Regions from separate parts of the Homo sapiens genome. Here region 2 is linked to region 1. A link is an interaction called in ENCODE POLR2A ChIA-PET data of the cell type or tissue named here. Cell type or tissue: PC-9. All regions are shown on one strand.

Evidence for each region. ChIA-PET counts read pairs that join two places held together with the same protein. Peaks named below come from ENCODE experiments on the same cell type or tissue, not always from the same donor. Only the 100,000 strongest peaks of a DNase experiment are listed, where the experiment ranks them.
Region 2: POLR2A ChIA-PET joins it to region 1 with 11 read pairs; 4 of 35 experiments call an interaction of 5 or more read pairs at or near these places.

What each region holds. Positions count from the first base shown.
Region 1 is chr3:124,597,241-124,605,240 of GRCh38, reverse strand. All of the region lies in intron 34 of KALRN (kalirin RhoGEF kinase), which reads right to left. Among named protein-coding and RNA genes, the nearest start is that of UMPS, 130 kb to the left of the region's middle. In PC-9, no CTCF peak of the experiment used is centred here; a DNase peak (open chromatin) is centred at 4,940.
Region 2 is chr3:124,741,602-124,749,601 of GRCh38, reverse strand. UMPS (uridine monophosphate synthetase) reads right to left here. Exons shown (of 6, transcript NM_000373.4): 5 at 7,336-7,450; 6 at 329-5,687. The coding sequence ends at 5,518. Among named protein-coding and RNA genes, the nearest start is that of MIR544B, 13 kb to the right of the region's middle. In PC-9, no CTCF peak of the experiment used is centred here; no DNase peak of the experiment used is centred here.

The DNA of each region.
Region 1 (8,000 bases):
GATGTGCTGGCTCATGCCTGTAATCTCAGAACTTTGGGAGGCCGAGGCAGGAGGATCCCTTGAGGCCAGGAGTTCAAGACCAGCCTGGGCAACAGAGTGAGACCCTGTGCAGTGCAATAGCGTGATCTCAGCTCACTTCAACTTTCGCCTCCTGGGCTCAAGTGATCTTCCCACCTCAGCCTCCTGAGTAGCTGGGACTATAGGTGCACACCAGCATGCCTGGCTAATTTTTGTATATATATATTTTTTGTAGAGATGAGGTTTTGCCATGTTGCTCAGGCTGGTTTGGAACCCCTGGCTTAGGCAATCTGCACACCTTGGCCTCCCAAAGTGCTGGAATTACAAGCATGAGCTACTGCACCCGGCCTAATTTTTTTTTTTTTTTAATTAGCCAGGCATGATGGCACATCCTTGTGGTCCCACCTACTCAGGAGGCTGAGACAAGAGGATCGCTTGAGTGCAGTAGTTTGAGGCTGCAGTGAGCTATGATCGTACCACTGCATTCCAGTCTGGGTGACAGAGTGAGACCCTGTCTCTAAAATAATTAGTTAATAATTAAAAATTTTAAACGAAATTAAAAAACATCTAGTTCAAATTTTGAATCAGGAAAAACTCTGAAAAATTCTAACCCAATAGAATGGAAATTACATAGTAATCACTATTATTCCCCTTAGTGGAATAATTTATTTTAAGGATCATAAAAATATTTATAGGGCTTTCATGAGCTCATCTCCAACCTTCGTTTCCCAAACTATTTTCCACCATTAAGCACCTTAACTTTCAATTCTATGATCACAAGGTTATAAAGAAACAACCTTTGTGGTTTGGGAAGAGCAATATAGTCCAACAGCAGCACCAAGAGTGGCTCTTTTCAGGCTCGATGCATAACTTCCACATCCTCACTCTGGAGAATACACTATCCAAGGCATAGAGAAAGCTTAAAAAACATGAAAGCATTGGGAGATATACCTAATGCTAGATGACGAGTTAGTGGGTGCGCGCATCAGCATGGCACATGTATACATATGTAACTAACCTGCACAATGTGCACATGTACCCTAAAACTTAAAGTATAATAATAAATTTAAAAAAAAAAAACGTGAAAGCAGTCCTGACCATCTATTTGTTCAGAGTTCTTACTTTGTGGGGGTTTTGGGTCTACCACCCATGTTTCACCCCAACTGTTTCAGAGAAGGGATCTCTCGGTGATAGAATCCAAGTCCAAAGCATGCAACACAGAATCACATGTGTGAGCTGATGTTGTTCACTCTCTTTATCCTAGTGATGGCTCTGAGAATGACCTTCTCAAATAAGATCACCAGGCTCCATCTGAAGCAGTTTTTCTAGCCTGGTATAATGTATTATTCTAGAGAGGTGGGAGGGCATAGTTAGATACTATAAGGTAAAAACACCTTCATTCTCCCCCTTTTGCCCCCATCAAGTTCAAAGTCAAAATGAGGCAACCTTTACTTTAAGGCAAAGGAACCCAATAGACTAGCATATGGGAATATTGACTTTCTCTGAGACAGAACCTCAAAGCAAGGACACACATTTTTAATATCCATGCTCGTGGGAGAGTTGTGGGGAGAGATGCTCCATTTCAAAAATTGACTGGGTCTCTCCCTATAGGTCAGACACAGCTTGGCCTTTGGGCTACTATCCTCTGGGGAAGTCGACACCTGCATATTGGCATGACCTGTAGGGAGAGCCAGGGACAGGAAGGAAGAATAGCTGAGGAACATCTCAAGCAGAGCCACACTTCAGTTGCCTGAATCAACAGGTGGGCTCCGGGAGGTAAAATCCACAAGGAGAGGTCTGTGAATTTTAAGGAAGGATTCAGGAGTGTTGCCATACGGAGCAAGAAAATTAAGTGAATCAATTAGAGGCTGCCAAGGCTACCAGGAGGAGGCAGGTAGAAGGAGATAGATATCTGGGAGGGCTTTGAAGACTAGAAACAGCCTCCTCCGGAGAGTCAATACTATTTTAGGAGACAAACAAGTGTGACTGTGGTTAAAGATAATCACAGTCAGATGCTGGCAAAGGTAGACAAACATTTCCAGGCCTCTGCTATTTAGGGTATAAAAGTCTGTGTGTGTATGCCAGGCAATGCTTGTGTTAAGAGCTTTGGCGGCAGAGGGTTTACATATGCAAATAAAAATAATACCCCACAAGAAAAGGCTGCTTCTGGAAGTGCTAACCCATCCCATGGTTTCAGGCACATGATGTGAAATTGCACTAGATTCCACTGTAGTAATTAAAAGACAAAACAAAAACAAAACAAAACAACAACAAAAAAAAAACCACGAAAACTGGAATTAACTGGGGCCAGCAGAGTAAGTGAGAAGAAACCAGGACTGAACACACAAACTAAGTACTCTTGGGAGAATCATTTAATCTCTCTAAGCCTCAGCTTTGTCATTTGTGAAACATATAGGCTGACTCCCAAAAGCTGAAGACCTAAGGATGCTACAGTCACACACCTGTTCATCGTTACCATGGATATTCCATTCCTATCCAGGTCTCTATGTCCTTCCTGGTGCCATTTTCTTTGCCTAACTTAGATGGAGTATATCCCTCCTGACCCTTTAAGACCCAGCCCTGTGTCACTTTTCCACAAGGCCTCCCCTGAACACATTCCCCTCACTCCTTTAGAAGAGCTGGTAGTTCTGTCCTCTGGGCACGTACAACAGGGAAGGCAGAGGGATTTCAGTTCTTAAACTCATCATAGTTTCTCATTAGACTACAGGTCCTAGGTTGACACTTGACATAGAGGACATCTGCTGGCACCCATCCATCTCCCCAGCATCCATTTCTCTTCATGGGAGCACCCCAGATTTCACAGCTTTGTGAGTTGAAACCCTGTCCTTGCTGAGTCTCCACTCCCAGGGTAGGTCCGACAATAAGAGAAATATTTCACTCAGTGGATCGTTAACTCAAGGATGGGCATATCACTTAACTCAGGGTAGACAGCACCAAGGAAAGTCAATTTGGGGGACTTCTGACTTCTTCCTTCCTACTGAACATGAAGGTCTATATGTGATTTTCACTATTGGAAAAAGCCTACTGCAAACTATAAATCTAACCAATAGTATATTTAGCCAAAATGTCATTTCTTTTTGCCTAAAACTGGTATGTATGGTTATTGAATACAAGAAGCTCTGATGGGTTGCTGCCAACAGAACAGAAATTTTTCTTTTCTTTTTTTTTTTTTTTTTGAGACAGAGTCTTGCTATGTTGTCCAGGCTGGAGTGCAGTGGTGTGATCTTGGCTCACTATAATCTCTGCCTCCCACACTCAAGCCATACTCCCCCCTCAGCCTACTGAGTAGCTGGGACTACAGGTGGGTGCCACCAAACCCAGCTATTTTTTTTTTCCTAGAGATGGGGTTTCGCCATGTTGCCTAGGCTGGTCTCAAACACCTGGGCTCAAGCAATCCACCCACCTTGGCCTCCCAAAGTGCTGGGATTATAGGCATGAGCCACCACACTGGCCAGAATAGAAATTTCTGAGCCGTAAAAGGCAGAATATTTACCACAGCATAGCAGATAATGGTAGAAACTAAAGGAATACATCCAAGATCATCAACTTTGAACATGAATACAGGATAATAGTACAAACTAATACATACATATAAAGGTCCTTAATAGTGACCTGGTTGAAGAATTACTTAAGAATCCAACACACTGGGAGGAGACCATCTCTTTTTAATAACAATTGTCATCGTGAATCAGCCATAGGATCTACCAGATCAGCAACTTGTTTTGAACACGGACACTCCCAGGGCTCAAAACCTGGGCAAAAGGCCAATAGTTTGAGACCTAGGTTACAAGTCTGTTTTCCTTAAAAGCTTTGAGAAATAGTCATTAATCTACTTCCATCCTACATAATGGCTCATTTAAAGCTATTACCCTATAAGTTAGAGAAATGTCTGATAATGGGAAGAATGTTGCTGTTCTCAAGCTAACACTTACTGAGTGCATTCCATATACCAGGTAGCCAGGAACTACCCTAAGTGATACACACATACTTTTTCACTTGAATCTTCACAACCACCCTCAGGGATAGATGCCTGTATTTCCCCAAGTGCGCAGATGAAGACATTGCCATAAAGTTAGGTCACCAGACTAATGCCATACATGTAGTAAGCTCTAACGTCAGGAGGGGGACTCAGTCTGACCCTCCTAACCCATGCTTGGCTCTTAGAGGTCTGAACTAAAGACAGAGAATTGCCCACAAAAAGCTCTAGCTTACTTAGAGAAAATGACGCATGAGCACAAGAGGGCCAACTGGCCCATGTTCCTTCTTAGTCATAGCCCTGTTTATGATTCTACCCTGGGCACTTTCAGAGAGTGCTAGAACCCCAGCTTCAGAAGCTTTGTAATCTGGTTTTCCTCTTTACTTCGAGCTGGGGCATTTTGGAAAAACACATGCACTCAAGGTAGCCTCTCCAAACCTGCCTCTAGGCTACTTCCAAAATATATGTTAGCAATCACAATCAAACAGAATAATAAAGATTGCTCTATTTGAATCACATCTGATGCCACTCTAAAAATGTCCTACATATATAGTCACATATATGATATCACATATATATATATATAAATTTCATGGTATAGGATGCTAATCACAAATATAAATACAAATTGGAGGTGTCACTAAATCATAATGAGTTAAACGTTACAAACTAAATCAGTTTCTATGCTTTGCAGTTTCACTTTCTAGTACCTGACTTGGCAAAGCCATTCCACAACCAGAATTATAGCCACTGCCCTGTCCTGTCTTTGAAATACGTACCCATTGATACAGAAAAACACAAATAAAGATGTGAGCCAGGCAACCAAACAAGAGTTGAAACCAATATAACATAATGTGCAGATTGTATCTCATAAACCAAGGATCTGTGACTTTGGAATAAGAGACAAGTGCCATAATGCTTGGCAAGAAGCCATGGTAATGACAAACCCAGGTGAGTTATGCCATTGGTATGTTACAATGAGAGGAAACAGAGGATGGTGAGTTTGGCTGACTTTCTCCAAGGGACCCAGCCATGCTACAATAAACTCCAACAGTCCCTTGGGATAACTGCACTTATCCTCACCCTGAACTCCTGCTCTTCTTTCCCCGCGGCTGGTCTACCTTTTGGGAAGCCTTGCCCACTTTCTCTTCTAACTCCTACACACACATCTCACTGAGAACAGTTCAGTTCTGATTTTGCTCTTGCAGCCCTGGCTTGCATATGCTGGTAGAAGGGTCATAGTTTAAATTTAGACTTGACCACCTCACTGGGAATTCACTGGGAAACAAGCTGTGTGTGGAACCCATAGACACTCTGGCAGAGTTGGCTGCTAACACTCTAAAATGGAAGCACTAGTTGGTGGTGAAGCTGTAAGTTAAATTGGGAAAGGGGTAGAATTTCTAAACCAAAGCCCAAAGAAATGGGAACTTCAAAATTAGAAAGGCTGGAAAAAACCTTAAAAGGTTATTGAGGTCTTCTGCTTTGAAGCAGAACCCAAGTAAACAAACAGGATTATCTCTGGTTTTTAAATCCCTTTGTGGAATGGGAATTGGAAAAGATCGTAAAGGCCACTGAGTACAACGTCCCAAATGTTACAGAAACAGGTCTACAGCATTGCCCAAAGAGGGTCATGCAGACTCAGCTGAACCCTGCCAGCACACCCTGAATAACAGTTATCGCAGCAGGAGGCAGCAGCTGTGGATGGCAATGCCTCAGAACAGAAATGAGAGACAGATGGGAAAGGCCAAGGTGGGTTGCAGGGAATGGGACTCTGGTTCTTTTAATCTGGATCCCAGTGCCAACATAATTATGACGAGACTCAGGTTGCAAATCAGGAAGTAAGAGCCCTGGCAGTGATCCTTTGTGACTTAGGTACAGGTTCCTCAGAGGTTCTTATAGACCAAAGAACGGCAGGAGAGCTCTTGAAGCAAGTCGGCTTCAAGCAAGGTCCTAAAAAATGTGAGCATGATAAGGCTATCCAGCTTTATGCCGCTTTTACTCTACTTCCCTACCTTACGTTCTCCCATAGTAGTTAGCAAAACCTTTCGGAAATACTTTTTAAACTTGGTAGAGAACACAAATAATACCCACTTGCGGGCCAGAAGAGGGGTAGTAACAAGACTCTTGGTAGCTATGTCAGTTCCTCAGGCAGGGTCCCGACTGCCCAATCTAACCCCCACCCCACCCCTGTCCCCAGATAGTCTCAGAGCATCTTGTTCTTTTCCTTGAGAGTACTTAGAAATGTGTGTGAGGCCAGGCGTGGTGGCTACACCTGTAATCCCAGCACTGTGGGAGGTTGAGGTGGGCAGATTGCTTGAGCCCAGCTGTTCCAGACCAGCCTGGCCAACATGGCAAGACCTTGTCTCTATTAAATATAAGAAATTAGCTAGGCGTAGTGGCGTGCTACTGTGGTCCCAGCTACTCTTGAGGCTTAGGTAGGAGGATGGCTTGGGCCTGGGATGCGGAGGTTGCAGTGAGCCGAGATTGAGCCACTGCACTCCAGCCTGGGTGACAGAGCAAATGTCACCTGTCTCAAAAACAATGACAAAAACAACATCAAACAAACAACAACAACACAAAAAAACAAACAAAACGTGTGTGAATGAGACAGAGGGGGTAATGAGGGGAAGAGAGAGAGAAGGACCTATATATGATGCCCCTCTACACTGCAAAATTATGACAGCAGTTCCTTGTCCTCTTTAGATTTCTGATTATTGAGGGGACCAGGAGTCAGGAGGCCTCCAGCAAGGCCCCAGAATACTCTGGCAGCCACTGGCCTCACTGGATCTCTGGGAAGACTTCACAGGACTGGATTAAATTAGAGCACACTGGCAATCAAGGTCTGGCTTCAGGTCAACCTTCACCTTGCACCTGGCTACGGGAAGCCCCTTGGGATGTCTCAAGAAAGTCTTCCGACCTTCTTTGGAGATTCCAGGCCATTGGAGTAGCCCTTGATTTCATCAAGACCAGCTGGACCTCTCTCTCCTAGGTTCTGGAAATCAAGCTGTGATTTCAGATGGACTTGGGCCTCCAGAGGAGCAGCTGATTTCCCCCAGAATCCCTCTGGACGTTTGTAAATACCAGAAACAAGTGGCCACTGTGGGACAGATTTCTGTGGAATCAAACTGGAGCAGGTGGCTAAAATACAGTTCCAGGAACCTGAGAGTGAGTTCCAATTCACTGGGGTCCTTGGCCCTCCAGATTCCTTCCAAAGAGCTGGGTCTTCCCTCAGACTAGATCCAGTACTCCACCCTCCCTGTTCCTCCAAACATAAGGGCAGGACCGTCCTACACTTCACTATCTTCTCTACAGAGATATATAAAATTTACTACAGATAGAATGGAATCATTTCACTAATTATTATAAAGTAGAAACAAACAGGTGAAATTAGTTTTATTGCATTACATTTAACCCAGTAGCTCCAAAAGTTTTTTTTTAATCTCATATTTCATTTCAAAACAATAGCTCCAAATATCATTTCAATATATAACCAATATAAAAATTGAGATGCTTTAAATATTTACATATACAGCATATCTCAATTTGGACTGGCCTCATTTCAGGTCCTCAGTAGCCACAAATGGCCAGTGGCTACTGGATTGGACAGTGCAGCTTTAGAAAGCAGCTCTAACCAAGTTTTCCTCTGTGGTCCCCTGAATATCCCTGCTGCTTTGCTCCCACTATGTCCTTGGCCCTTTAAAAACCCCTTCCTGCTCTTTAGCACGCAGTGAGAACCCTGCATCCCCTGGGGAGTCCTCCCAGATCATCCCAGGCTGCTATGCTCACATCAGCTTCTACGTAATTATTTTAGCCAGCAATCTGGCAGGACCTCGCAGCACTGTTCCCCTTATTGTCTTTAGCAACTGATTTTTCTTTTCTTTTTTTCCCCTTTTTGTTATCACTGTTTCACATTTATGGAATAGCTCCCAACTTGGTTTACTTGGGACCAACTCGGGGCAGAGAAATATCTTAAGATTTCTATGTC
Region 2 (8,000 bases), 140 kb before region 1:
CGTTAAGAGTCATCACCACTCCCTAATCTCAAGTACCCAGGGACACAAACACTGCGGAAGGCCGCAGGGTCCTCTGCCTAGGAAAACCAGAGACCTTTGTTCACTTGTTTATCTGCTGACCTTCCCTCCACTATTGTCCTGTGACCCTGCCAAATCCCCCTCTGCGAGAAACACCCAAGAATGATCAATAAATAAATAAATAAATAAATAAATAAATAAATAAATAAATCAGAGTTTAGTCCTCAGAAGGAAGAACAAAGGATAAGGGAGGAAAGGAGGTCAAAGACTACCTATACCGGTTTTCCTTGAACAAATGCCATGAGGCAAGTTTGAATTTTTAGGCCATCTATTCAGGTTGAAAAGAACCCATATTTTTATGTATATATTTTTTTTAACTCAACATCATCTCTGCTTCAAGTATCTATTCAAGTTGTGGCAGAAAACAACATTGCTAGGTTCCAGGTAAACAAGGACAGCATGTCTTGTTAAATACAATCATTTCAGGATCCTCCCCAAGTCTCACCCTGCAGGGCTGCTAAGTGCAGGGAGACAATGCAGTGTTGGGACATTGGAGGCAGGACTATGGAGCTGTCTGTGCACAAGGGCACCCCCGAAGACATGGTTGTCCTCATGAGAACCTTGGTTGTGCGGCCCGTCCACTTCCCACTGACTGTCCTTACCTGACGATTGAGACTCTCAGGCCCACCAGGTCTGCTTCTCAGCTAACTCCCATGCCCTTTTCAGAAAAACAGGAGAATTCAGCTTCTCTATAATGTTACTCTGGAGCCACAGGAAGCTCAGGCCACCTCAGGCTCTGTCCCAGACACACATGGCCGAGCTGGGGCGAGGGATCTCTGGATCTTCCTGCTCTCCTGGGCTCCCCCCAACCCCAGCGCTGAAAAACATGACACAGACCTCCTCTGCTGACAGTTCCCCACCCTTATTTTGGGTGTCAACTGCCCTTCCTCCCTCCTTCCCTGGGATTCAGCAGCAGCACGTGAGAGCCCACACCAGGATCTGACTCTGAGGAGCCCTCTGCCTCTTGTCTAGAGGAAGACTTTCCCCCTTGGTGGGAAGGAAAGGGCTAGGCAAATGTGCTTCTAAACCAGACTTATGCCAAAACCTTGAACTTTAGAAGTTAAAAAATATTCTAATTATTTTGTTTCTCTTTGTATTTCTATTGCGGCCTTCCTTTGGAAGGGTTATGGGGAAAACAAAGGGATTGCAGGGTAACTCATACAAGGCCAAATTACAAATGTGAAAGGCCCTATGATCTAAGAAAAATATGGCATTCTACATCCTGTAATCCAAAATAAAATCCGCATTTAATAAAACAGCATTGATTATAAAATAAATGTAAAGAACTCCAACAGGCCGGGAGCAGTGGCTCACACCTGTAATCCTAGCACTTTGGGAAGCCAAGGCAGGAGGATCACTTGAGCTAAGGAGTTCGAGACCAGCCTGGGCAATATAGTATTATTTATATATACTATTATATATTATATCTAATATATATAACTGTTAAAATATATATTTTAAAAATATAACTCCAACAAGTCCTGATTTTTCTCATGCTTTGTGTTTAGTATCAGATTCCTTCAAAAAGGAATGCCCTTTCTCATTCAGCCCTGGCACTGAAGACACGATTCATACCCACCTGTTAAGGGGCAAAGGAACCAAGCTGCAGAGAGTCCACAGGGTTACTCATGGTCATTTTCAATGACTGACACTTGGTCCACTGTGTTAAAGTACAGGATTCACACAAGACCAAGCAGCTATTTCGCTGGGAGAGATCGCTGATGCAGCCAGAGGTGATGGTTGGGAAGGCAGAAGACTGGTTCCTGGTGGAGCCCAGTTTTTGTCTTCCTGGTAACCAGGCTGGATCCAGAGAGCTGCAGCAAGTTAAATGTATTTAGCTAGATATTGCCGTGTAATAAACCACCCTGGAACTCCATGGCATGCACTACTAAGCATTTATCACGCTCCCAGGCTTACAGATCAGCTGGGGCTTTCATACATTGGACGGGGGAGGCTGGAGTAGGCTCTGCTCTACTTTCTCTTGCTCTTCAGAAGCCATGGGCTAACCAGGGCATATTCTTCCCATGTGGTGGCAGAAGCCAGAGAGGGGTGAGCAGAAACACGAGAGTTTGGGTTCAGGCTCGGAACTGGTACTGAGTGACTCCCACCCACCGGGTACTTTGGATGAGAACTGCACCCAGGCCAGCATTAGCAGCTAGCTCAGCGGCCAGCACCCTCTGCTGTTGGCTCTCCTGTGGCTGCACCCCTGACAGCCAGGTCTGATGACCCAGATGGCAACCACTGCAACTGGAGTGGTGTGGGCTCTGCTGTCGGGCACACACTGAGTCACAGTGAGAACCTCCTCCACCGTCTCTACAAAAAATTTTAAAAATTAACCAGCTGTGGTGGTGCACGCCTGTAGTTCCAGCCACTCGAGAGGCTCTTGAGAGCTACTTGAGAGTAGTTCCAGCTACTTGAGCGGATCGCTTGAGCCCAAGTCAAGGTTGCAGTGAGCCATGATATACTCCAGCCTGGGCAACAGAGTGAAGACCCTGTATCAAACAAACAAAACAAAACAAAAAACCAGCCCTCGGCCTACTTTTGGCAGATTTTCTTAGAGCTGACTCAGTAGCACAAGGGTGAGTGTTGGGACTGAGATCCACAGGCTGGCTGTGAGACTGAGCATATCCCTTTACGATTCTGGAGCTACACTTTGGGAGCTCTAAAATAAGAGGAAGTGCACCAAATAGTTTCTTAGGTTCCTCCAGTGCGCACGCGCGCGCATGCACACACACACACACACACACACACACACACACACACACACAATCTATGGGCTTATGTTCTACAGAATGCCTCGAGTAGCTGGAGAGGCTGGGGGATGGCGTTCTCCACTCCATCAGTCTCACAGACATTCTGTGCACCCCATGGAGACATGGGGTCCCTATATTCCCCACTAAGACCAGGAGTTACAATGCCCAGAGATCATGTTCTGTAAATATTCCTTGACTGAGAAAGGGTTAAACTATCTAATGCCTCCAAAATACTTCAATGCTGAAGAACAGCGCTTGTATAGCCCAAGTTCTTCTCTGCCTGAATCAACTTGTCCTCTAAAGCTTTGATGCCAGACTGGGATTCTGCTTAGGTAAGAGGCCTGCAGTACTGGGCTGACTCTTCACAATAGAAATACAAATCAGAAACAGATCACTTGAGGCACCCATTAGAAATGCACACGCCCAGGCTGCTGGGCAAACCACAAATCTGCTAACGCAGAAACTCTGATGGTGTGGGGCACAAGGACCTACACTTTCAGTAAGTGGCAGGGGCTGGGTGATTATTTGAGCCTCCTCTCATTTCCCCTCAAATCACCTTAGCAGGGGTCCTGTGAAATAGGGTTCATCAACAGGAACAGTGCCTGCGTCCTGGAGATGGCAGGAGCCCACATTTCTAAAGGACAGGAGCATGTGACTCTTAGCAGGAGGCAGACCTCAAGGCTGTCTCACTGCAGAGGCAGAAATGTGAATAACCAGTGAAGTGGTTCTCAAAGTCCAGTCCCTGCGCAGGCAACCGCAGCATCACCTGGGACCTTTTTGGAAACGCAAATTCTCAAGCCCCATCCCAGAGCTACCCAGAGTCAGAAACGCTGCGGGTGGGGCTGGTACCTGTTTTGACAAGACTCCAGGTGACTCTGATACCTGCTAAAGTGGGAGAACCACTGACACATGGAAGTGACAGCCAGGGAGGTGGGCGCCTGAGACCTCAGCACATCACTCCAAAGGCCTCTCAACATATCACTCCAACACTGAAGACACCTAAGAGATTCCTGCAAGTTTTTGTCAGAAAATTCTTCTCCCCTTCATGACTTTTGGCTTCCCCAGAGTAGCCCTGAGGGCCAACTCCCTTCCTGCTCCTTCTGTGGCCACTTCTTCCTTGAGAGTTGGTCTCTCCCACAGACAGCATTTCCCTGGAGATGCAGCACTGGGGACATGAAGCCCAAATTGGACTTTAGAGCAGAAGCTCTTGAAGTAAAAACTTCAGGAGGGAATATAATAAAAACCTGAGTTAAAAATCCTAGGCTTGTAGTCCCAGCTACTCGGGAGGCTGAGGCAGGAGAACTGCTTGAACCAGAGAGGCAGAAGTTGCAGTGAGCCGAGATCGTGCCACTGAACTCCAGCCTGGGCGACAGTGAGATTCTGTCTCAAAAAAAAAAAAAAATCCTAGGCATTCCTCTGAGTCATTAAAGAACAGTGGGCCATCAGCTGACAAGGGTGGGGAAATGGCTGATCCTGTGCCACTTCCTGCAGGTGGGCCCCAAATGAGAAGGAATGTGAGTGTGCTGGTGCAATGAGCACCGGGACAGCCCTCACCCTGCCCCTGCTCAAACACCACCTTGAATGTGGGCTTTCTCTTTATTATTAATGAAGGCTTACCTCCCCTCTACTAATGACCGTTGGGACAATTATGTGGGATCCTTAAGCAAATACCCAAATGGAATCTTAGACCTCCTAATTGTGAAGTCAGTCACAGGAAGCTGTCACTTGTGTTACTACTGGTCCATAATTGCTGGCTAGGGGAAAAAATGAGCCCAAACCCCAACTCCGGTTGTTGAAATAACAGCCAGATACTAGCTCAGGAGCTGAGCTATAGTCACCTTCCCCTTCCCCACCTTCCCCTCTTTGGAGAGTGAGCAATGGCAGTTCTGGGAACCAGCCCATGTGGATACCTGGACTATCACTTTTAGGCCAGAGATGGAGGGGAATGGCTAACAATTAGGTATTATTTGGGCAACACATTAGACAGAGAATACAGGACACAAGAAAAGCTGTGCTGACTTTAGCCTCTTGGTGCCCTAGAATTTTTGTCTTACTGCAATTAGGCTGGGCACAGTGGCTCACACCTGTAATCCCAGCACTTTGAGAGACTGAGGCAGGAGGATCGCTTGAGCCCAGGAGTTGAGACCAGCCTGGGTAACATGGCAAGACCTCATCTCTACAAATAATAAAGAAATTTAGATGGACGTGGTGGTGCATGCCTATAGCACCAGCTAATCTGGAAGCTGAGGTGGGAGGATCACCTGGGAGGTCGAGGCTGCAATGAGCCGTGATCTCACCACTGCACTCCATCCTGGGCAACAGAGTGAGATCCTGTCTCGAAAAAAATTAAAAAATAAATAGAATAACAAAGCAGTCTAGTCCCATGGAGAGATAGGAAGGATCCTCAAATGTGGAAGACCCTAACCCAGACAGGACTGTGGCTGTCTAACAAACACCAGTCTCAAAAAAAGCAAGCTTAAGAATGAACTTATTATAGTATCAATGCGGTGATTACAAATTACTCAATATTTCCTAAAGACCATGAGAACTCCAGAACCCATTCTTACACAGGCCCTGTGGAAGAATCCAAGCAGGAATAATTGGATTATTTCCAGCCAGTGACTTTCAGGAGGACCACATATCTTCAATGTCTTCACATTGTATCTGAAAAATGTATCTGAAGCACTCAAACACCAAGTCTACTCAAATACGCTTCCCAAGCAGCTTTTCTGTACATCTCTGCTGCTTCCAGACGATCAGCTGCTGAGATTATGCCACGACCTACAATGATGATATCGGAACCTCGTTTGCCAATAACTTCTTGTGGGCTATTGTACTGTTGGCCAAGATTATCTCCTGCAAGAAACACAAAAATTGTTGTTTCACATAATACAAAAATCAGAAAACCTGTCACATGACTTCTCTGAAAAAGTATCTAACCAGCTTTAAATAAAAACATGCCCCTACTTTCGTTCCCCTTTTGTACAGCAACTGCGTAAAAACAGGAGCTGAAGAGACTCACTGGGTAGGCCAGAGACGTCAAATGGAGAAAGATGATCACCAACTCCTTTTCAATGGTAAAGTTTATTTTATTTATTTATTTATTTATTTATTTTTATTTATTTATTTTTTTGAGACGGAGTCTCGCTCTGTCACCCAGGCTGGAGTGCAGTGGTGCTATCTCGGCTCACTGCAAGCTCTGCCTCCCAGGTTCATGCCATTCTCCTGCCTCAGCCTCCCGAGTAGCTGGGACTACAGGCGCCTGCCACCACGCCTGGCTAATTTTTTGTATTTTTTAGTAGAGATGGAGTTTCACCGTGTTAGCCAGGATGGTCTCGATCTCCTGACCTCATGATCCGCCCGCCTCAGCCTCCCAAAGTGCTGGGATTACAGGCATGAGCTACTGCGCCCCGCCCTATTTATTTATTTATTTTTTTGAGACAGAGTCTTGCTCTGTCACCCAGGCTGGAGTGCAATGGCACAATCTCAGCTCGCTGCAACCCCCGCCTCCCGGATTCAAGCGATTCTCCTGCCTCAGCCTCCCGAGTAGCTGGGATTAAAAGCGTGCACCACCACGCCCGGCTAATTTTTGTATTTTGAGTAGAGACAGGGTTTCACCATGTCGGCCAAGCTGGTCTTGAACTCCTGACCTCAGGTGATCTGCCCACCTCGGCCTCACAAAGTGCTGGGATTACGAGCGTGAGCCCCCGCACCCAGCCTTATTTATTTTATCATTATTTTTTCATGTAATTTTTTTCCAGAAGCATAAATTCAAGTTGCCCTAAATATTCACCCCCTCAATGTCAAATTTTAGATCATCTGTAGCTTAACAATATATTAAAAAAAGAAGTAAAACTCATATGTTGCAAAGAAAGGTTCAATATCAAAAAAATACAATAAAGATTGGCCTCACAATTGAAGAAAATTTTAGCACACATCTTAGAATCACCACAAGGCACTGCTGAGCAAGTCTAACCTGACCACTACCATATACAAGAACCCCATCAAGTGGTCACACAGACTATCCATAAACCCGAATCCTTAAATTTTGCTTTTTTATTAAATTCCGCTGTTTCAGAAGCATTCTGTTAAATGGCTTATTATCTTCCAAATCCAAGATACTTTAAGTATTCTTAAAAGCCTAGACCCTAACTATAATATCTAGTCAAACAATTATTAGGGCTTACGAATAAGGGCTTATAAGTACAGAGTGTTTACTCTGTGCCAAGACATTGTGTTAAATATTCTACATGTTATCTCATTAAAGCATCTTGATTACCTTATGAGGTCAATACTGTTATCATCCCCATTTTACAGACAATTAGACTAAAAGAAGTAAACTGACTTGTCCAAAGATACATAGTTACCAAAGGGCTCATTCATTATTGTTCTAGACTAAGAAGGCTTTTCTTAAGCAAGTGTATAATAATATGCAAAGTTTTATTTTGCCTGCCATGGGTAAAGAAGCATTTTTGGAAGAGCCACGACCAGTGACCAGATTTACCTCCTGCTTCCAACTGAACTCCTGGAGTCAAGTGAAGAAATTCTGGTTTCATGCTTACTCGGGAGCCAGAAATAAAACCAACAACAAATTCAGAGTGCTCCTCAGCCATTCTAACCTAAATGGAATGTAATAGGACATATTATAAGAAAACAGTTAATCACACAGAATAAAAGTAAAAATATGCTCTATTTTTTCAAAACTTAAAAAAAAAAAAAAAAGACATGAGGTCTCCCTATGTTCCCTGGCTGGTCTTGAACCCCTGGGCTCAAGGGATCCTCCTACCTTGGCCTCCCAAAGTGCTGGGGTTACAGTTGTAAGTCACCATGCCTGGCTTATGCTCTATTATCTAGTTAGAAACTTTGCTGTATTATAGATGCCTTTTCTCATTCCATATATATAAAGTTACTATATCTGAAACAGGTCATCTTAGATAGAAACCATAATAAAACACATCTGCTTCATTAAGACTCTGAGATGACCCTTTCCCTTCCCTTCCCGCAATAAACCATACGTAAAGCAGAAATCCTATACTATATGCATCTAAAATCAAGATGCTGCATAATTTCTTATTTCTAATAATGCTTGGTGACCCACCTACTTCCAAAAAGGATTTGAGGCGAGTACTCTAGAACATATTATAATGGTATGAAACCACATTCAAGGCT